Regions from separate parts of the Homo sapiens genome. Here regions 1, 2 and 4 are each linked to region 3. Evidence: chromatin contacts called from ENCODE Hi-C data. All regions are on one chromosome and are shown on one strand. Each heading gives the region's core, a stretch centred on a gene start or an enhancer-like site at or near the end of the contact. The rest is flanking DNA. Distances are from core to core; before and after follow the strand shown.

Region 1 (4,110 bases), core at 694-3,193, 2.4 Mb after region 3:
GATTATCTTGGCAATGTGGGCTCTTTTTTGGTTCCATATGAACTTTAAAGTAGTTCTTTCCAATTCTGTGAAGAAAGTCATTGGTAGCTTGATGGCGATGGCATTGAATCTATAAATTACCTTGGGCAATGTGGCCATTTTCACGATACTGATTCTTCCTATCCATGAGCATGGAATGTTCTTCCATTTGTTTGTATCCTCTTTTATTTCATTGAGCAGTGGTTTGTAGTTCTCCTTGAAGAGGTCCTTCACTTCCCTTGCAAGTTGGGTTCCTAGGTATTTTATTCTCTTTGAAGCAATTGCATATGCACTTTATTTTTATAAAATTGGTGACAATTACTGGCCAATTGCAGCTGGGTGATTGGACCCATTCTTTGTTATACAATTGACTTTATAAATGTAGAAAGCAGATGGCGAGGAAAGCTACCAATTTGGTTCTTAACTTTCTATATTGGTATTGACTTTTGTTCAGGTTCTTGTCCTTATAGGGAAAGTGGAGTAACAATTTCTACTGTTAAAGTATGACTAAGACCTGGGTTGGCCCATTTGAAGCTATAACACCTATAAAGCATCTCTGTAAGGAAATAATATTAATCTCATAGCTGAAGTGAAATGCTTCTATGCTATTCCTTACTTGTGTTACCTTGTCAGTTAAAAATAAAATTTAGACCAAACTGCCCTCCATTTTTGTATCATATAAATATATTCATAATATCACTGAATCATTAACCTATGAATTGAATATAATGTTACATGATATTATAGACATGTAATCAAACATATGCACATGTATACCTATAACATAGGCACATGTATAACTATAACATATGCCCATGTATACATCTGGGTGCTTGATGGTTTACAAATTGGGTGTTGGGGACCATCTCCTTCTAGCTTTTCTCTCTCATTCAAGCCCCAGGGAAACAGAGGTGAGCTGATTTATGTGCAGGTCTCCAGTTTTGTGTGGTCTTTATATTGTTAGAACAGTCTCTGTATCTATCTTTATGGACCCGATACAAATATTGTAATAAAGCCATCCTTAGAGAGATACCTTGTGTTACCTGCAAGCAGTTTTGGTGAATATAAATTTTTGGTTAATGAATGGAAGCCTGTGAATCTATTTCATAGCTTTCTTGCCTCAGGATTATACTCTGAGAGCATTATGTAGTCATTGAAAACTTAAGTACTTAAAAATATTTTAAAAGAGATGTCCAAAATTGCTTCTAGATGTGAACAATCACGATCAGCAATGCTTTATTTTAAATTAAGCAACAGCCGTTTACAATTATTATCATTCAGAGTAGTGATATTGGGTTTTGTTTTGTTTAGAAATCACTCACTATAGAATCTTAGTTTTGTTCTTTCCTGATCATTTGCCTAATCATATTTATATAATGAGAGAAAAAGAACTTGGCAGAGCCACTTTTAAATTCTGAGTTTTTTCTTCTACACCAGTGCTAGGTTTGATAAATACCTTGGTACCGATTTCTTCCATCTGTAGAATGGCTGATAAACATCTGTAAATATGATTTATTGTTATAAAGTCTCTAGAACTATAAAATTGCTATCCATAAGCTCAGGGACATATATCAGTTTCAGAGTCAGAAAGGGAAATGACAGTTTCTAGACCCATTTTAAACATTTTGTTAATGGCTAACTTATGCCTACCGTAAAAAATCCTCAAATCATAGGTTCATTTGTTATGTGAGCTGACAATTAGGTTATATTTATTAGAAGATTATCCCAAAAAGGAGAGAGAATAATTTTCGTATTAAAGAAAATAAAGATCATTAGAATTGGGGCCTAGACTCAATTCCTATAAAAGAGCCCATTTCTCTTCTAAAGATATTAGAAGTCTGGCACTTGTATAGGAAACCACCTATCAATTATTTATTGTGGTTTTGCACATGACACGACATGTTCTCAGTTCCTGTTTGCTCAGTGGAATTGGAATGCCCACTATCAACCTGCAACTGTTGCTTGGTTATTTCCTGGTACTTATTTATTGACTTATATTTGTAAGACGACTTTTGTTTGTAAGTTACAGAAACCCAACTTAAATTGGCTGAAGCGAAAAAAATAAATAAATAAATGAGGGATGATAATTGGCCCCTATTGCTAGGAAGTCCAGTGGTACAGCTGGCTTCAAGCATGGCTAGATCCTGATATTTAACCAAGGCTGTTGGAGTATTGATTGTCCATTAGCTCTGTTTTTCTATGTTGTCTTCATCTGGGGGCTCTTTCCAAGTGGAACTGAAGAGGACAGGTTTATTAATCCCACAGAGTATCTCTTTCCATGTAGCCCCAGAAAAAGCCATAGGCAGACTGTCATTGGCCCAGATTGAGTCATGTGTTCTAGCTTTGAGCCAATCACCATGATGTGCCCTGGCTTGCATTACATGCTGCCTCCAGAACAGAGGGAGATGTTCACCCCACGTGAACCACATGGGGGCTGGGGATGAGAAAGTTGCTTCAAGAATGTAAAAATGAATATTGTAAAGTAGCAAAGGAGAGCAAATGCTGAGTAAGAAGAAACTCCCCTAGATGCTTTCCTGAGTTACGCATTGACTGGTCATATGTAACAAATTCAGGATTTCAGTTTTCCTCTACAACATGATTTTAACTCTTGGAAATTCAGAGTTGTCTTCAGGTATCAGGATCTTGCCTAGTGCAGTGGAAAATAAGTTAGTCTTCTTGTAGATTCACATTTCCCACTTCTCTGTTCAGTCTAAAGGGAAATCAAATTGACTTTGATGAAACCAACTTTGTTTTCCATTGAACCGAACTGAAAGAAGCTAGCAAACTTCTGTGGTTCAAGTAAAAACCACCTGGCTTCTTTGAATGATCTCACTGGGTGGGGGGGGAGGGGGGGTTATTGTCATCAGAGAGTGATGCATCAAGTACTTTGCTCAGATTGCTGGATTCATAGATCCTGAAAGCATCTTCATTTGCTTCAGTGGACCCAAAATTCTCTAGTCTACGCTTCTCTTCAGTTGTCCCTTTCTTTTTTAGAAGGGATTTCTTATGGTTTAGGCAAATTGATAGCAGTGTTGCTTGAATTCTCCTTGGTATTCTTACTTAATAAAGGTAACATTGCTTTGACCTTGATTTAAGTGTTACTTCATAGATTATTTTCACCTATTTTCTGTTCCCTTGATTTTACACTCCCCTAGTAATAGTTTATAATTAAATAGTACTGAACCTTAAAACAGGCATAGTCCCGAAATGCTTCACATATATTAACTCATTTAATCCTCACAAACAGTTTATGCTAGTATTGTAGTAGTATTCCCAGCATAGAGTTAAGGAAACTAATGCCCAGAGAGGTTAAATGATTTACCCAAGGTCACACAGCTAATAAGAGGTGGAGTCAAGGTCCAAACCCAGGCAGTCTGGCTTCAGAAGACTTATTCTTAACTGCTGCATTATACAGCCTGGTTAGAGGCAGCACTTCTTATTGACAGTTTGCTTTCTGCTTGGCAGTGGATGTAAAGAAAGTTTTGGAGAAAGCCTGACTGGGTAGTGAGGACATTATTAATATGTTCTTTGAACTAGCCACATGTCATCTGAGCCTCAGTATCAGCACATGTGATTTGGGATGTTAACCACTTTTTACGGTTGTTAGAATTAAAAGGTACACCAGGCAAGACACAGGTGGTTTACCCCTGTAATCCCAATGCATTTGGAGGCTAAGGTGGAAGGATTTCTTGAGGCCAAGAGTTTGAGACCAGCCAGGTCAACATAGCAAGACCCTATCTCTGCCAAAAAAAAAAAAAAAAAAATTCAGCTGGGTGTCGTGGCATGTGCCCATAGTCTTAGTTAATTGGGAAGCTAAGGTGGGAGGCTCACTTGAGCCCAGAAGTTCGAGGCCGCAGTGAGCTATGATAATGCCACTGTACTGTAGCCTAGGTAGCAAAGCAAAACCTTGTCTCTAAAAATTAAATAAATGAATGAGTAAATAAAAAGTACATCATATAAACTGCCTAGCCCATACTAGGCACTCTTTAAAAGCGTTAGAACTTCTTAACCTACTTAGATATATTTATTTTTCAAGGATGAGTAATTTTAAATATCCAAAAATTTCCAACCTTCTACCTAGGAAAAGGAGTT
Region 2 (4,374 bases), core at 1,814-4,313, 2.1 Mb after region 3:
AGATGAGGTACCCAGGTAAGGCTTCTCAGAGGAGGTGACTTTTGAGCTGAGGTCTGAATGGCAAGAAGGAGGCAGCCAGGAGCAGCTTGGAAGAGAAGCATTCCAGACTTAGGGAACAACCAGTGTTCAGACCCTGGGGTATCATGAACTGGGTGGGTCTGAGGAACAGAAAAAAGGCATACAAGATGGAGAGCAGAAACACTCAAGGCAGCAGAACTAGTTGGGGCCTGATCTTACAGACTTTGGAAACCAGGGTCGCAAGACGCCGAGCTTTATTCTTCTACCTATTACTTTAATGCTAAAAGGGAACTAGGAATCTGTTCAGTCATGAGCCAAATAATAGAATCAGTGAAACAGTCTCCAGATATTAACTAGGGGGAAGTAGATGGTTTTGTCTGGATTATCCAGTTCAATTTTTTTTTTTTTTTTTTTTTTTTTGTGACGGGGTTTCACTCTTGTTGCCCAGGCTGGAGTGCAGTGGCGCGATCTTGGCTCACCGCAACCTCTGCCTCCTGGGTTCAAGCAATTCTCCTGCCTCAGCCTCCCAAGTAGCTGGGATTACAGGCATGCTCCACCACATCCGGTTAATTTTGTATTTTTAGTAGAGACGAGGTTTCTCCATGTTGGTCAGGCTGGTCTCGAACTCCCGACCTCAGGTGATCTGCCCGTCTCGGCCTCCCAAAGTGCTGGGATTACAGGCGTTAGCCACCGCGCCCAGCCTCCAGTTCAATTCTTTCGTTAAGAGCCATAATAGTGAAAGGAGCACTGGAATTGGAGTCCCCAAACAAATCCCAGCAGTTTTGGGACGAGCCATTTAGTTTTTCCAGAGTCATCCATCTGTAAGACTGACACTACCTTTGACACAAGGGTCGGTATAATGATGAAATGGCAGCTACCTGACAAATGCAAAGTCATATACAAAATACAAAGTTGCTATTATTGATGACCCTTCAATTTGATCATCTTATCTATTAAAATGTCTATTTTTAAAACTATAAAAATGCATCTTTGATCCATTGAAGAGACTTTATATCTTACCGGGAGAAACCTAGCAGACAAATTCATGGTGGGTATAGTTACCTTTTTCCCTCATTGGTTCCTAGGCATTGCTTCACACTCACAGATAACCTGTTTGACCTTTTCTTCTAAGGTCTGGGATGTATTTAAGAACAAATGACCACTGCCTATGGAATTCTTTCTTCTAGATTTTTTGTCCAATAGCTGAATTGGATTTGAAATAGGGGAGGCTTAAAAAGGAGAGTTGACTGTTGGTTTTAAAAACGTATCTCTAAAGAGGACTCATCATTGTTCTGAGAAAACAAAAATCCGGGACTTCTAAAAATAACTGCTGATTGCCTTGGAGTTGGGCTGGTGCATATGAACAATTTACATTCTGCTCTTTGGGAGCTGGTGACTCTTCTGGAAATTGGGGCTCTTTTAGTGGACATTGTTGATGCAGGCATAGTTGGCTTTTGTTTCCATGTGCTTCTCAGAAACTCTTGCTCTGCTCCGCAGACATTTGTATGTGTCAAAGAAGTATATGGGGCTGAGTGCAGTGGCTCATGCCTGTAACCCCAACACTTTGGGAGGCCGAGGCTGGAGGATCACTTGAGCCCAGGAGTTCAACACCAGCCTGGGCAACACAGTGAGATCCCATCTCTACAAAAAATTTAAAAAATGAAAAAGAATCAGATGGGATGAGAGAGTCCATAGGTCAGGTTCTCCAAGAGTAGTTTTCAGGAGCCATGTAAGTGGCCCTAGAGATTCTGAACTTTAAAATGTTAAAACTGCTTTGATTTCACAGACACCCTTTCAAAAGATTATCTCAGATTACTGGAAGACTTTCTTGTTAAGTTTAGAGAATTTTGCATTTTGCTTAGAAATCATTTTCAAGTTTTATTAGAACATTTACTAGCAATGGTGCTAATTATTTTAAATATGACCCTGGAAATGGGCTATGTCAGCTTGAAAAGACTATTTTTAACGGAATTTGGTTTTAAAGGCAGGTTTTATAGACATTATAGTAATACCGTTGTTATCTAATTAGCATCCACTGCGTAAATGTACATGATATTAGAGAGGCAAGTATACATAAAATTATAAATTGTGACATTTTATGAGTTTTTTTTTTATTATGAGTCTTCTATAGTCATCATTACTTAACAGTGTGAAATGTGGTCTTAGACATTACATCATGTAAAGACCAGGAGACAAAAAAAAACTGAGGATCAATTTTTGATTATAATAAAGTTTTAGTATGAGGCATTTCTGAATATGTGTCATGAATATGAGTCATGATTTTCACACCAAACCTGACCTATTATGATTATGCTTCAACTTCATGGGGTTTTCAGTATTTAAATTCTAAACCCAATTCTAAGGTTTCAAAATGATTCACATTCAAACCTACTTTTATGTTTTATAATTAAATAAGAAAATATTGCTTATACCTACATTTTTATTATTCTTGGGCATATTATAATTATTTCTTTAATTTCACCAATAAAATAGCCCATTTCTTCATTAGTAAATTATCAGGCTATCTCAATAAAAAAATTAGTTTGAATGTGGCTTGCCATCTCAAAGAGTCATTTCAGTTTGGAATTTTCTCACTTTTTTCATTTGTTCTTTTTGTAAAATGTGAAGATACTTTCTAGGTAAATTAATCCCTTCCAAACGGTAAAATAACTTTCTTCTTGGAAAGAGTTATTACAGTCTTATTCTTTACAATCTTAAATACCACTTAGGTTAGCGTGAACAATACATGAAAAAAATTACACTAGTTAAAAAAAGAATGATTGCGACCTAGGCCAAGTGCATTGCAATTATATGTTCATGGAAAAGTGAGCTTTCTACTGGGAAGAGCACGATATAGATGCCCATGAAATTTCCAAAGTTTAAGTATTTTTGTAAATTAGGTTGTTCCTAGTTAAACAGGTGGCTTTAAAGGCTGGTTTCACTGTTGTTTTAATCATAGTTTAGTTACCATGGAGAAATATGCAAGTTAGCATTTATACACAGAAGTGAAATTTATGCTGCATAGATAATAGCCTAAATTTAGCTTGACTTAAGTTTACCACTTCCTTTTTTTTAAACAAAAAGAATAGTAATATATCACATATATCCATTAACAAGTTAATTTCTTTAAACGCGACTGTTATATTTTTAGAGAATTTCTTTTCTTAAGCCTCAGACACCTCTGTCACTGTGACCTCTTCCAGTGCTGAGTATAATGTAACATATTACATCAGATTTGCTCTAATTGTTTCACCCTTAGGTTTAATAAAACACTTTGCTGAGTTTAAAATCAGTTATGTGGTGAAAAAGTAATGTTTGGACACATTGCATCTAGTTGAGTTTTATAAAGGACTATTATTTTCTACTGAAAATCTTTAGGAAATGTGCCATGCTGATAGGACCAATCTGATATCATAACCCAACGATAATTTTGATTAGATATGTTTTCTAAAGAAAATTCAGAGACAGGTCTATTTCTAATGAACTGTTTTGATCTTAATGCCTTCTTCACTGAGTAATAGATTTTTCACTCTGAATTAAGATGTTCGTCTGTGTGGAATCCAGCATCCGTGAGCTGTCTTTCCTGCTTTACCCTGTACCCCTGAACGAAGGCTAAGTTTTCAAGGACAAATGTAGTAAAAGTGTCCTGATCCAACATGAGGTCCCCCAGCACAGAGAGAGAGCAGCAGATCCCTTTCAACACCAGCTGTTCTCACAGATATAGATTGCTGCAGTGAAATTTTCTTAATATAATTCAGGAAGCTCTAGAGAATTCTCCAAAACAACTGTGCCAACAAGGAAAATGTTGAATTTTTCATCAGCTGCCCAATGCTGAGAGTTAGTGGGCAATCCGTTCATTCATGACCAGATGTTCAGTGTAGTAACGCTCCGCAGTTAACTTGAACCTTGTGGCCTGTTTACCATTGGCTGCAAGGACATTGGCAGCAACCTGGCATTGGAGAATTGAGGCCCGCACAAGCGAAAGACCGAAGTGTGTGTCTGTGGCTTCCTGGTTTTCACCAGCGACCAGACAAGGTAGGGAATGATGAAAGAAAGGAAAGACATCACATCAATCATTTTGGAGGTGGGAGAATTTGCTATATGATTGTGTCTTGGGGGAACAGTAGGCAAATTCTTAAACTCATTTTTATTTGGAAAGAAAGGCAGTCTTTGTTTATTTAGTTAGGCAGATTTTTCAACCTATGTCTAAACCATGAAACTTTTTGTAGTGGGGGCAAGTAGGCATGGGTGGTTAAGACAGTAAGAAAAAGATTTCTAAATTTAAACTGGAGGAAGTCAATAAAATTGACTCTTAATATTGAAACCTGACAAAGTCCAATCTAGAATTGGAAATAT
Region 3 (4,345 bases), core at 1,187-3,686:
TTGACTGTACCAATCATTTATTAGCAGTAAAAATTTGAGAGCAATTATTTTTTTACTGCGCTTGCCCTGAAAGACACCATTAATTACTATATTGCCTGTGGATGTGAGCCAGTTTCGGTGTCCCAGGGGCCTGCTCCCCACCCGGAAGAAGTATTTGCAGCTCCGAGGAACACAGCATAGGATGTCATCTGGCAAGCAGTGCACTGACATTGTCTTCTGAAGTGAGATGTCAAGACTGTTTCTGCCATCCTATTGGATTCCTCCTGACTTGCAGTTTACAGGTCAGGATTGGCGGTGACGGTAGGTTTCCCCAATGGCCTGAAAACTCCAAATAGAGGTGGGTGTGGGTGAAATTTGAGATGTGCCAGCTTTTTTTTTTTTAAAGAGCATGAGAAATATTCCAAATCATCCTAGAATAATTATCAGCGGAAGAACTTTTTTGATTGTTGATTCTGCAGGTCTCATCCAGAGGGTGAAAAGAATTAAGGCTTCTGATGGGCAGCACCAGCCAGTCTGCCTTTTCAGTTCTGATCTTTCAAAGGCAGGTGTGATGCAGAGATAGTAATGGTGCTGTTGGATGGTTTTCCTCCTCTTCCTACTCTAGTTAGCAGAAATGCAAAAATGCCTTTTGGAATTTAAACTTGTACCCTAAACCAGTTTGACCACATTTTTTGCTCAATTTGGAAAATCACACAAGCTATTTGGAATGTATGTATGTATTTATTACAAGTGGGCTATTCCTTTATTAAAAATATACTGATTAGATGTATAGCATGTCCTCCCTGCTAAAAAGAAAATGAATCGTGACTTATTAATGTGCCTGATTACGTGATAGGCCTCGATATCTATTGGCTGCACTGATCAGCTTGAGCCTAGCTCTTACCACACCTTTTGTATTTTGTGTGTGTATTGATTATGATGCCAATCTGCACATCCATGAGCAATGTCACCCATTTTTAAATATAACTTGGAGAATAGCTAAGTAGTATGTTTAACAAGGGCTTGAGAATGTTTAGTACGCTCTATAGGGTAAGGAAGAATTGCTACTGAGAAGGCATATGGGATCAGTGGCATGTCAATGTAGAACACAGTAATGTAGAATGGACTGGCATCATGAGAGGGAAGCCTCTCTCACATTAAATATAAAAATATCTTAGGAAACATTTTCCAAAAACCAATGCTGTTAGAACTTGCAGTGGAACTGGGCTGACTTATTTTCTTCCTTCAGAGGTCTTTAATTAATAAAAAGAGAACTGAGAGTAAAGGAAAAGGCACAGTCCATCCAGTGCCTCCTAAGGACCCTTCTCATCATCGTCCTCCAGAGGAGGTACCTATGGCGTGTGCTGCCCAGCTGTTGGTGGTTGGGAGTGTGAATCAGACTGAGACTCTGTCTAGGGGTGCTGGTTTGAGTTTTTTAAGTCAATTGCCTCATCTACGTAAAGCATGCAGTTAGAACAGGCTTTTCTTACACCCCAGACTGAAGCATTTTTTAGTCGAGAAGTCAATTTAAGGGAGGCAATATATTCTTTTGCAGCCTGTGCCATAAGAATAAAAGTCCAGGCTGCCACTTATTACAGTTTAACTGAATGATGGATTCTAGCCTGTTTTAATTAAATTACATATTCAATTATTTTTGTTTGAAATTAAAAGCTTGATTATATTACCGAATGCTATGTAATTTTACACGCGTTGTTCGCTTATTTAACAGTGAGGCGTGGGATATGATTAACAATGTGGCTGCCAGTAGAAAGAAGCAAAATAATTATTTGTTCAATATACAAGTCCTCATCATGATTCAGAAATCAATATGCATCCACGGAGGATTTGCTCGCACTGTGGATTATGGAACTCAGTGTGGCCTTCCCTCATTTCCCTATGAATGTAAAACCTGGAGACTTTGGTTCACCAGGCAGGTTTTTATTTCCCTCTCTCTCTTTTTTTTTTTAAAGACTGATGTTTAACTACAGCCGTTGGGACTTAAATCAGAGCATCCAGTGCCCGAATATGAATATTAATCAGATGCCAGGCCATGGAGTTCCTCGCCGAGTTTGACAGTTTAAAGGATCAGTTAGTTAATTAGAAGATGACATGGCACGCTGGGTCCCAAGGCTCTGTCCTGCCTTCTGTCTCCTCTTTTCATTTCCCTTTTTGACAAGTTGGATTACATCATTACTTGTAGTTTCACTTGTTAGCCCCACCATGAAATGAGAATATTTTATGCTTTAATTATCTGTGATTTCTTCCCCCTTTCTCTGCAAAGACCAGGCTTAAAATGAAACTCAAAGAAACATAAGAATCAGAGGTTCAAAGTCCCATGAAAATCAGTCTTGTGACTCCAACCATGCCACACACCACATTGCAGTGAGAAATAGAAGGTTTGTGGTAGCATGAGAAACTGGGTTGTGGTAGTCATGGTGACTGGTTTTAAATATAAAAGGTGCCTGTCCTGACTTTCGTGCCACAAGTACAGATGTATCACACCAGGTGTTTCCATGGCTTCTCTGGCTTGAGGTGTTACATACTGTGAATATCCTCAGGGGTAGCCACAAATTATTCTGGCCTATGTTTCTTGCCCACCCTAGTAGCTAAATGCACCCCAATGTCTGAACAATTCTGTTCTAAATGTTTTTTTCTTGCCATGATATTGCTCACTTGTGAAGCTTCTATTAAATAAAGTTTACATGTGGTCTGTATAGCAGCTTAGTCCCCAGGAAAAAAAAACAAGATTGAGATTAGTGTTTAGCTCTTCAAATGAAGGTTTTTCTGATGCCCTAAGTAGAATTAACTCTTCACTCCTTTCTCCCCATCTACTCTGCAGACAGCTGCTGTGGCACATCTAAAGTTTAATTACACCAGACGCTGAGCTATACAAGGGATGGAACTAGGGTTCAGCATCATCCCTAGCAAACATTAAAAGTGAAAATGTAAAAAAGAAAGGAAGAAAACTAAAATCTACTGAGCATTTACCATTAATGCTGCAAGCCAGCCACTTCACTGAGTAACTCTGTATGAGTAATTTCTCATTAGTCTTCACAACAATCGTAGGTGGTTAGAAGAAAAAATGAAGACTTGGGAAGAATCTTGCCAGGTCACAATGGCATGTGCTAAAGAAGCTGAGCTGGGATTTGAAATTAGGCAGTCTGATCCCAGATTCCCCTCCTGTGCTGAATCTCACATGGTAGGTGCTTATTTACGGGTGATGAAAGAGAAGGATGTTTTTGGTTGTCAGAGGGCATTTCTAATAGGTTGAACTCCCACTGGCAGTATATGGAGACAGAAGAGAGGTGGGAAGAAGAAAATGTGTGTGCTAGATATGATCCTTACTACTGGAAAAGCTATGATATTTAGGGCATATCTATATTTATGTAGAATGCAAGAGGAAAAGGAGCTAGCAGGCATTACCAGAGGGATCTGGGTAGATGAGGAATGTATACTATGAAAGGACCAGGGAAGAGTTAAGAAGGAGTGTAGAGTCAACAGGGTCAGGTGTTACAGGGAAGGTCAAGGCAGGTGGTGGTCTTTAGGAGAAAGAACATCAACATGGTTAACAGAAGGCTGGGGCCACATCTCAGTTCCGCCGGTAAGTAATCTTTTTGGACTGCAACTGAATTATCTCTAAAGCCAGTGGAGGTAAATCTTGAACTATGGACCTCCACGTCCTCCTATTTAGATAGTTTGAATGGAGGACTTACAACAAGCTCTTGGTTGCGGCAATTGGGAGGTCATTATGACCCCAGATGGGACAGCTATAGTAGTGTGTGTTCGGCTATGGAGGAAGGATTGCAGAGGGCAAACCAAAGAGAATGGGTGGAGGTGAGAAAGAAGAGAAGTTAAGTGTAGACTGCTCTATGGAGGAACGTGTCAGCAAAAGGAGGGAGAGGGAGAAGACTGGGGAGTGGCAGATTTGGGAGCCTTCAGAATGTCTTGAGAAACCTCTGTCGGCCTGGAGAGGGAGGAGACAGGCAACAGGAAGCTAGGACAGACAGCACGAGTGGGAGGGATGGAGGTCTGGGAGAGCCTTGAGTCCGAGGGCACGAGGCTTCGATTTCCTGCACAGACTAAGAGAAGCAGTGCAACTGAAGGGAGGGCAGAGCAAGGTTTTGCAGTTGAAGAAGGGGCACAAAGTTTGTTTCTCCACCATGAAAATAATTTGGGGATGGGAGTGAATACAGAGACAAATAAATGGATTGCAAAATTATATATATTAGATCTAATATATATATCTAATATATATATATATATATTGCAATTCTTTATATATATATATATAGTCAAGAGGTTGGCCAGAAGCAGGGAAGGTTCAGCTCACGTCCATCCGAATTAGTCAGGAATCCTTCCATATCAT
Region 4 (4,288 bases), core at 530-3,029, 2.4 Mb after region 3:
CCAAATGGTGAGAATCTTTGGGGCTTGTTTCGGAGGTTGGGTGCCACTGATTCCAACCTCCTCATTAGCCCTATTTAGAATCAGAGTAAGAGCAAGTCAGTGTAATTGTTTATAAAGTGTCATATCCTTCAGCTATGTTGGATGGAAGAAAGGTCAAAATGTGACCTGAGCACTGGTGTACTCTTGGCGTAAGGTCATTGGCCAAAGTATTATTCACTTCACTAAAAGATTTGCCTGTACTAATAAGAAAGAGAGATTGACAAAAGAGATGAACTGCACTAAGGTATTTGGTGAGTTCGATTTCTTTCTCAAATTATGCAAATTTCCTCCAGCGTTTCCCCCTAAACAATGGGAAGTTGCATATTCTCAAAGCTGTAAGACCTTCAAAGATAATCTCAGAGTGATTTTAAGGCAAAATAAGTAGTTTAATATTTATATCTAACTGCATCTCTGGTGTCTCAGAAGTCTTTGACATCATTGGAATGACTTTGTTAGTACCTTTCCCATAAATAGTTAGCTAGACAGGTGAAAGTTCAAGAAAAATAATGAGATCCTTTACGCAACTCAAATAGACTGTTCATGAGATTCCCTGTTCAACAAACATCTGACAAATTATTGGGTGGTTGTGTTGACCTAGACACCTAGAGTGAGGCACCTAGAGTGAGCAGCAGAGAAAGCAGCCGGGAGATTACATTCTTATGGGACATTAAACTGGTAAGCCAAAAAAAAAAAAACAAAAAACAAAACAATGTATCACCACATGTTGTGTGACGATGAAATCTGTAAGAAAACAAAGTAGATTAAGATAAACACCGTGGTGATGACAGTCCCATGTTTGACTGGCTGGCCAGGGAAGGACTCTGAGGAAATGGTCTTTGAGTAGAGACCTTGACTGAGTGAGGGACTGAGTCTTGCGTCTATCTAGGGAAGAAAGTTTCAGGTTCGGGGAAGAGCAAGTTTAAGAGCCCCCAATCAGAAACAAGCTTGGTTGCTCTTTCGCAATTTCCAGAGACTCCATCTATTCCCCAGCATCTTGGTTCTCACCACTGCACTGCTTATGGTTGACCGTCAGCTTTGCTTTTTTGACCATAGTCTTACAGCCCTGGCTTAGCCTTCTCTGAAAACATACATTTGCACACTAAGCCAGATTCACATGGGAGGTACATTATGCCGTGGCCTAGTCTAGTGTGTATTTCCCCTTTCTCTCCCCACAAAGATTTTACAAAACTTATACATGCAAACAGGTATTTTTGTTTGTTTCACATGAGTCGCTTTTGCATAATATAACAAGCCCATGATTTCACATGTACAGTAATTCATAGAAAGTGATAGTCATCTTGCTTAGACACCTTAGTTCTCAAATCTAGCCTGCTAAATATAGTACCTTCTCAGACCCATATAAGGTGTCATAAAAAAAGAAAAAATAAAGGTCAAAGTTTCCCCACCCACAAATTTGGTTATAAAAACAGCAAAGCAGGGTTTTTCTGAACTTGAATCAGTAAATTTTTAATTTAAATAGTATCCTGTTTTGACAAAGTGCTAAACCACAGAGGTCTGAGAAAGACACTCTTAAGCCTTTGTCAATACCAGCTGGCATCTCTCAACAGGAAACCTTGGATGACTTTTGTTGTCATTTTGTGATGCACTGACAAGGAATGCGTGCCCTTATTTGTTGCATCAAGGAAATGGTCAGAGTACCTCTGATGCGGCTCGATGCCGTTTACATCAATATGTTGCATAATCCTTTGCCAGACAAAACCGGTATTTTGTTGTCGTTGTTTGATCAATTAACATTGGATTTCTGGCTTTGCTAAGTGCACCTCCAGAGCAAGACACAAAATGATGTCACATGAGTTCTGTTCTCTGACCCACCCAACAAAGAACTGAGCTAACCTGCAACCCTTTTCCTGCCTTGGTCTTTTGATCTCATCAGTTGTGCAGCTCACCTCTTCAGGGCCTGCACAGCTCTTGAATGGTGTGGACTGTCCCGAGGAAATCCAAGGTACTATAAGAGCTCTTTGTTGGAATTCAGTCCCTAGCCCTCTCTTTATCTCACTTTGTTTCATGTTGAATAGTAAGTTGCATTTTACTGTTATGGTGACTGCATTTTTCTTATGGGGCCTTCAGGGTAAACAGCCGTTAGTTTCCATCTGTGAACACACATGTAGCTTGTGTTTGGGTAGGGTGCCTGGTGCTTCCAAAGTCATTATTTTCTCTGTAATGTTTGTTCTCCATGGTTGTGCATAGATAGATTCTATGCCCCAGTGCAGGACGAAGAGGTAGCCTGTAATTCCAGCTGAATGTGTTGCAGTTGAAAGTGGGACGGGAGTGGAAGCAAGTGATGGATCAAGCAAATCGCTTTTAATTTTACATAAATTGGTTTTCTGCTTTCCTCTGGGGCAGAAGTTTGCTGCTCAGGGTCATGTTAAATGTCGCTGATGATTTGGAAGAGAGGCATTCCTGGAAAATATCCGGTGAGACAGAACTTGGGATTTCAGTCCCTGCCTCTCATTGACAGACTTGGGGAAATTAGAGATGGAGTCTCTAGCCTGGGATGGGAGCCGTTATCTCTGGACCAGCTAGAGACACTGGAGATTAGAAAAGGCAACAGCAATTTTAGATTCCCGAAGAATAAAATTATCATGACATTTATCAAATGTGCTCCCTTTCCCCCCGGTACATTGCATAATAATGATGTTTGTATATGTTGTTGTCACATAAGCAAGAACGAGAGAAGATCCCCTTTCATGGGATGCTCACAGATTTCCTTAATATGAAATTAACTAGCAGTCCTAGATAAGTAAGCTAGAACTGTAATGGGCACAGTCTGAAAGAGGGCAGAGCTTTCTTTTTGCCCCTTGGCCAAGGACAAAACATGGGCAAGGCCAGTTGTCAACATGAGACACTGGTTTCAGGTTTGCAGCTACAAAGAATACAGTTGTGATGGATTTCAATCCGATATTTGCAGTTCCAATGCTAGAATTTTCAGCCATGTCATCCTGAGTCTCTTTAGGCTTTAGAAACAAAGGATTCATGTTTGAATCGTGACCTGCCACCATGACCTTGGGCAAAATAGAAAACTTTGTTTCTTTGTCTATAAAATGGCCGTAAATGTGCGGTGGCTCACGCCTGTAATCCTAGCACTTTGGGAGGCCAAGGCGGGCAGATCACGAGGTCAAGAGATCAAGGCCATCCTGGCCAACATGGTGAAATCCTGTCTCTACTAAAAATACAAAAAATAGCTGGGTGTGGTGGCACCCGCCTGTGGTCCCAGCTACTCAGGAGGCTGAGGCAGGAGAATCGCTTGAACCCAGGAGGCGGAGGTTGCAGTGAGCCAAGATCACACCACTGCACTCCAGTCTGGCAACACAGTGAGACTCCATGTAAAAAAAAAAAAAAGGCCATAAATGATACCCACCATACAAGAACCAAATGAAAACTTGGACATAAAGCACCCAGCTAGAGACACACAGCATGTGACATACGCTTAACGAAAGGTGCTAATAATGTTATTAGAATTTCACTGGATTGTTGTTGATGATTCTAATATAATATTCCTTAATAGTAAAAAGCTGAAGCCATAGGAGCCCAGTAATCTTCACCTGGAATTTCACAGTAACAGGAAAATAAATGAAACTTTGGGATACTAAATATTAATGGGGTGAAGTAAAAAAAGCTAAGTGGGGCCTGGCGTAGTAGCTCACACCTGTGATGTGAGGCACTTTGGGAGGCCAAGGCAAGAGAATTGCTTGAGGCCAGGACTTCGGGACCAGCCTGGGTAACACAGGGAGACCCTATCTCTACAAAAAAAAATTTTTTTTTAAATTAGCTGAATGTGGTGTTATGCACCTGGAGTCGCAGCTACTTAGGAGGCTGACATGGGAGGATTGCTTGACCATGGGAGGTTGAGGTTGCAGTGAGCTGTGATTGTGTCACTGTACTCCAGCCTGGGGGACAGAGTGAGACCTCGTCTCAGAAAAGAAAAGCAAAAAGCTAAGTGGAAGAAAAAAAGTAGTTGCAAGCTGTTACAGAGCTGGACAGAAAATGCATAGAAATAAGTGGCTTTTGGCAAATTCTTTGAGTGAAAGAAATGAACAGCCACTAACAAGGAATGACTATTTTATGCCCAAATCCATATATTTAAACAATGATTGATTGATTGATTTGTTTGTTTATTTATTCAAGCAACTATTGTGCCTCATCCTCCCTGGTAACTGGGATTAACAGGTACCCAACACCACACCCAGGTAATTTTTGTGTTTTTAGTAGAGACGGGGTCTTGCTGTGT

What was found. Hi-C counts contacts between places; a loop is a spot of excess contacts on that map. Pooled maps may share reads with other maps.
Region 1: a loop to region 3 is called in a map with no recorded cell type, with 19 times the contacts of the local background. The contact joins two enhancer-like sites. A Hi-C loop is called at or near these places in 2 of 37 single-sample maps with no recorded cell type and 4 of 50 pooled maps.
Region 2: a map with no recorded cell type shows a loop between it and region 3 (28-fold over the local background). The contact joins two enhancer-like sites. A Hi-C loop is called at or near these places in 5 of 37 single-sample maps with no recorded cell type and 3 of 50 pooled maps.
Region 4: a loop to region 3 is called in a map with no recorded cell type, with 34 times the contacts of the local background. The contact joins two enhancer-like sites. A Hi-C loop is called at or near these places in 6 of 37 single-sample maps with no recorded cell type and 4 of 50 pooled maps.

Annotation. Positions count from the first base shown.
Region 1 is chr3:71,009,589-71,013,698 of GRCh38, reverse strand. All of the region lies in intron 12 of FOXP1 (forkhead box P1), which reads left to right. Among named protein-coding and RNA genes, the nearest start is that of FOXP1-AS1, 280 kb to the left of the region's middle. Within about 2 kb of position 1,943, at least 8 of the 41 ENCODE cell types and tissues checked have a DNase peak (open chromatin) inside an H3K27ac peak, as active enhancers do.
Region 2 is chr3:71,391,165-71,395,538 of GRCh38, reverse strand. The region is part of intron 3 of FOXP1 (forkhead box P1); the gene reads left to right. Among named protein-coding and RNA genes, the nearest start is that of FOXP1-AS1, 100 kb to the right of the region's middle. RefSeq lists an enhancer at 3,207-3,286. Within about 2 kb of position 3,063, at least 4 of the 41 ENCODE cell types and tissues checked have a DNase peak (open chromatin) inside an H3K27ac peak, as active enhancers do.
Region 3 is chr3:73,446,967-73,451,311 of GRCh38, reverse strand. All of the region lies in intron 3 of PDZRN3 (PDZ domain containing ring finger 3), which reads left to right. Among named protein-coding and RNA genes, the nearest start is that of PDZRN3-AS1, 170 kb to the left of the region's middle. RefSeq lists an enhancer at 2,245-2,314. Within about 2 kb of position 2,436, at least 3 of the 41 ENCODE cell types and tissues checked have a DNase peak (open chromatin) inside an H3K27ac peak, as active enhancers do.
Region 4 is chr3:71,084,847-71,089,134 of GRCh38, reverse strand. All of the region lies in intron 7 of FOXP1 (forkhead box P1), which reads left to right. LOC124906247 (a long non-coding RNA gene) reads right to left here. Exons shown (of 2, transcript XR_007095956.1): 2 at 420-4,288. Among named protein-coding and RNA genes, the nearest start is that of FOXP1-AS1, 200 kb to the left of the region's middle. RefSeq lists an enhancer at 1,192-1,291. Within about 2 kb of position 1,779, at least 7 of the 41 ENCODE cell types and tissues checked have a DNase peak (open chromatin) inside an H3K27ac peak, as active enhancers do.